Regions from separate parts of the Mus musculus genome. Here region 2 is linked to region 1. A link is a loop called in an ENCODE intact Hi-C map of the cell type or tissue named here. Cell type or tissue: heart. All regions are shown on one strand.

Region 1 (2,500 bases):
CAGAAAGACAAGGCCTATTAAAGCAGCAGGGAGTTTTGAAGCTAACGTCTTGATGTGAGATGGGTGCAAGAAAGATATCGAGGAGGGGCTGCTAGTGACTGGTCCCAGGAGATGGGGCATGGCTAGAGAGACCAGAACACTGGCCTGGGGACAGTGTAAGTGGCAGAGTGGCTCTCAGGAGGCTTCTCTGTGCATAGTGCTTCTGTCTGTCTGTCTGTCTGTCTGTCTGTGCTCCATGATGCAGAAGCTCTGCCCCTGAGGATACTGCCTTCTTCCAATGCATCCTATGTGCCCATGAGTAATTTTTCCAACTCTCTCATGTTTTTGGTGGGTTTCCCATAGTTTCTGCCAAACACATGCATTTTCTTAATATTCCTGAAATAATTTTTCTACCTTCTTCATTTCCAAGGAAAACATTTATGCTTACCACACACACACACACACACACACACACACACACACAGGCTTTCCTCAGTGCCAGCGATGGAGCCTAAAGACTCACATATGCTAGGCAAGGCTCTGCCTCTGAGCTGCAGCCCAGCCCGCCCCACAGTGTTCTTTAGTGAAATTTCCTTAATAAAAGGTTAAAAGATGAATATGGCTGCACCTTTGTTCTTGAATCATAAGGAAAATTTAACAGGAGAACTATCCCTATCAGATAATGCAGCCACCCTTCCCTGTGTCTTGGCTAGAATATTTCTTTAAGCTATGATGGCTTCTTTGTTTCTTGAATTCAGATATAGATGGTTTATGACCTATGCTAATAAGGAAAAGCAAATTAATTCAAAGTCTATAGAACTTTAATGGACTTATAAATTGTGTAGGCAACAAGCAGGGGAAAGCCCAGACTTCTGCTCTGTCATGATTTGAACCTGTGACTTAGGGTTTAGGTGTCAAACAGTTCTTTCAAATACACACATATAGTACAAAGAGCTTTCCAGAGCTTAGGTCAAAGCTCTAGATAGGTAATTAAGTAGTTTACTGGTGAAGCCAGAGAACTATTGAGAGGCAGCGACAATGCTAACTATACTGGAATAGTTCTGGGAAAAACCACAATTTCAGATCAATCACCCTGGTCCTTCCCTCCTTAGTGATTCTTGGTAGGGGTCGATGGTGAGAGAGGAAAACGAGGCATTTCCTTTTGGTCTGGTAACCGAGTTGAAGTACTGTTTTGTTCTGTAAAACACAGGTGGTTCAAGGTCCTGGAAAGGCCCGATGAACTGGTCTTCATGGTTCCGCTTTCCAGGCTGGGGTGACGGGGCCTGGGAACTGTGCCAAGTGGATCCAGGGCCCAGTCATACAGGTCCTTAATGACTTCAGTGTGGGTTTTTCATCTCCTGGCCAAGCGTTATCGTACTTGTCCAGACAAGCCGCTCACCACTCCGGGAGTGTGTGGGAAAAGCAACACTGCCCAAGCGACTGGGAGGGAAAGCTGTCTGAAGGTAGAAACCAATTACTTCAGGATTTATTTGCATGCACTCTGGAAAAAGAACAACTTTAAATCTCTGGGCTGTGTAAGGAAAGCCGGAACCTTTCCTGGGAGAGGGGGGTAGAAAGAAACAGGATTGAAACCTATACCGAGCCCAGCTATCTAGAATGTTCCAATTAGCTATCAGAAGACCCGAAAAGCAGAGTAATAAAATGTTGACAGCAGTCGCAATCAACGTGTGGTAACTCTGGACTGCAACGACGTCTTTGGCACCGAAGGAAATCAGGGCAGTAAAAGCAGCCATCCTCAGGATTCGGAGTAAGCCCTAGATTACTTCCATCTGTACATTATCCAGACTGCTCGAAAAAACCAGAGGCCCTGGACGGAGACTGCACAGTGAGTATATGGAACTCTAGGGTGAACTGCCAGACAGAGGAGACTCGTTTTAAATACAATACTTTACAAACCCCCAACTCTTTTCTTGCTGGTGACAGTGGCACTGAGGTTATATTTGTCTCAAATCTGGAAGATCAGGAAGTATTATTTCTGTGTCTCATGTGGAGTGTATCATTGCGTATAAACTTTTACACACTGGGCTGTTCCACGTTCACGATTCCCAGTGCATGTAAAATTATTTGGAAGTTGCTCTCCAGTTTCATTTTGTGGTGTGTTTTTTGTGCTTGTTGGGGAAAATGTTTGGAAAGGTCACTGTGACATGGGTTATTTGTAACAATGACTTGGTGAATAACTAGTATGTCACTTAGCATGTCCAAGTATTCAAGAGAAAGTTCTTTTGATGAGCCCAGTGACAATGTAATTAGGTGCTTTTTTTTTTCTTATCCTATGTTTGATTGTCAATGTAACATGGGACCAATTCTTAGTTTTTGTGTGGTCAAATCCTATAGATTAAAGATGACATATAAAACACAAGACTTTTAGATTGCCTGCCTGTGTTTGTCATGGCTTATATTTGTTCAGAGATATTAGATCTGAATTTATAAATTCACCCTGGAAAAACTAGATTTCTGGCAGCAGCAGTTTGGGGTTGGGGTGGGACAAGGGAAAGGACTT
Region 2 (2,500 bases), 130 kb after region 1:
TGGGACCACTAGGTGATGCTATTTAAATACGGTAGAATCGTGTCACCCTTATTTTCTTTCTCCCAGCTTTGTGTGATGGCTAGCATTCCTGTCTTCTGTCTTCTGCCAATCTTTCCTTTCTTTTCTTTCTGAGGATGTTGTGGTGGTTCATCTGTCAATACAAAGCTGAATGTTTTCTGAGTGTGTGTGTGTGTGTGTGTGTGTGTGTGTGTGTGTGCTTGTATACGTTGGTATACAACACATATACACATAAATGTAGGATGTGTTCAGTGTGGGCTAATAATGAGCCTGGTACAGATGGCGCAATGAGCAAAACATTTTTGCATAGATACGTAACTGGTTTGGTTTTTTTTTTCCCCTTCCCTTACTGATCTTAGACATAGAATTTGTTTGTTTGTTTGGTTTAAGTTTCAGAAAGCAGACAAAGCATAGACATAAAGCCACCAATCCTGTGACTCCCACCAGTTGTGCCGTCAGCTCTGGAGAGCCTGTCAGCCAGTTCTTGACATAGTGACCTCATTCCCCACACTGCCCTTACGACAGTGGCTGAGCTGTTCTGCCTCCAGGGCTGCCAGCATGATGGGTGAAGAGCACTGGGCTTGCAAAGACTTGCAGGGCAACTGGGACCCGTGATAAACAGCTCACTGCAGCTAAACTTTGATCCTGTGTGCTATAGAGCTGCCCATCACACACAGGTGGGAGATTTGTTCGTCCGCCGTGACAATTAAGAACCCAGCCTTAAAAAAAAAAAAACAAAAAAAAAAACCCTCAAAGAAGGAAAATGTGATTGTAGTGTGTTGTGTGTGCGATGCCAGATCAAATTTAGCAGTGTATTCTTTCTTCAAGCATTTTGGAGATATGTCCCCTTTTTACTCTTCGGTGATTTAAAAATATATATGTATGTAAGGGGACTAACGCATGAGATGGTGCCTGGGTCCCTTAGAGATACCTGGGGTCTGTCCTACCCTGCAAGTCTCCTCACTGCACAGACAAAGGAGCTGACAGACACATGCAGGCTGTGGCTTTTCTCGGAGCTATGACTCATTCCATCTCACAAAGGATTCTGGGCAGGGGAGTGAGAAGTCAGGTTGGCTGATTGGTCCCTGTGACTTCACTTTGCAGAGAAGAATGGGGGGGGGTGACACTGCAGATTCCCGAGACACTGCAGTGGGATGTCGGCTCAGTGCTGTGATCTATGGGCTAGGCACGATCAGGATCCAGCTGTTTCGTGCAAACAGGATAAAAGGATGGTGAAGACGACTCCCCGATCCCCAGCCCCATCTGTAAAATCATCACTAGCAAAGTACATTCATAGAGCCCTTTTAAGGTGCTTTGGATGGAACTTGTGTCAATGTCACAAACCCTGATTTGTAAGGACATCCCTTAGTATATATATATGTGTGTGTGTGTGTGTGTGTGTGTGTGTGTATACAAGGCTAAAGAAGACACACACACACACACACACACACACACACACACACACACACACATATATATATATATATATATATATATAGAGAGAGAGAGAGAGAGAGAGAATATACTTTACAAGGGAAACTCCCAGATTGTCATTGTAGTCTACAGGCCTGCAGTAACTTACCTGAAATGCTCACTTAGGATACTATTGCTTGAACTTACTCTTTCTTCTTATTACAGATTCTAGGACACCCATTTCTGTTACTGGCTCCTTCTTGTGCTTGGATGCATTCCCCTAGCATGCACCAGGCTTTAGCCTCAAAGCTACCTGGGGAATGGAGCCAGTCCAGAAAGGGTCAGGTAGGTTTCCCCTGCTTTTATTTCAAAAAATTGTTATATGAAAAAAATATATATGTTAAGAATGTCAATGCTACCTGTGACCAGGGCAAACAGACCCCTGACGTGTGGTCTTGTTGTTAGCATGCTCCCGGCCTGTATTGAGGGCAGTCTAAACTCTCCGGTAGAGGCTGCCCATTGCACGTGACCACATCAACCATTGCTTCATTGGGGCGAGCCATCAGGGGATGTAGAGCCAAGGTCAGGACATAATCAGAGTGTATCATTTCCATCGTCTGCATGTCTCTTTCACCTCTCCAAGAGAACAAAAAATATTCCTTGTTTTTTTTTTTTTTTTGTCTTCAATTAATACACAGTCCATGAAATGTGTGTAATTTGACCTGGGAACCTATGTGTCACACTCGCAGTTGAAGGTGTCTGATTTACACACTCAGAGTAAGAGACTCTCTAAGAAGAATAGCACATTGAGGCACTTAGTTTCTGTGAACTAAGAAAAGGTGTGTTTCACTAGGGTCTGGTTTGGGATTTTTGATTATGACAGAGCTCTTTTTCTTTTCTTTTTTCTTTATAAATCCATAATATGACATCCATAACATAAAATCTTTTTTTAATGATAATAAAATGGTCAAAATTCTTGCCAAGGTTGCATTCAACATGAAAACGGCATATCTAAAAACATGATTTTACCACCTCCCTCAATGTACTGTCGGTATTGTTGTTTAGTAAT

The links. A loop is a pair of places that touch in the nucleus more often than their neighbours do. Peaks named below come from ENCODE experiments on the same cell type or tissue, not always from the same donor. Only the 100,000 strongest peaks of a DNase experiment are listed, where the experiment ranks them.
Region 2: a loop joins it to region 1, with 2.0 times the contacts of the local background. A loop is called at or near these places in 6 of 42 quality-filtered maps.

Annotation. Positions count from the first base shown.
Region 1 is chr8:47,351,356-47,353,855 of GRCm38, reverse strand. It overlaps a transcript of Stox2 not described here. Among named protein-coding and RNA genes, the nearest start is that of Gm39171, 29 kb to the right of the region's middle. In heart, no CTCF peak of the experiment used is centred here; a DNase peak (open chromatin) is centred at 1,295; H3K4me3 peaks cover 692 bases; H3K27ac peaks cover 528 bases; H3K27me3 peaks cover 310 bases.
Region 2 is chr8:47,216,812-47,219,311 of GRCm38, reverse strand. All of the region lies in intron 1 of Stox2 (storkhead box 2), which reads left to right. Among named protein-coding and RNA genes, the nearest start is that of Gm51570, 2.9 kb to the left of the region's middle. In heart, no CTCF peak of the experiment used is centred here; a DNase peak (open chromatin) is centred at 1,021; H3K27ac peaks cover 1,351 bases.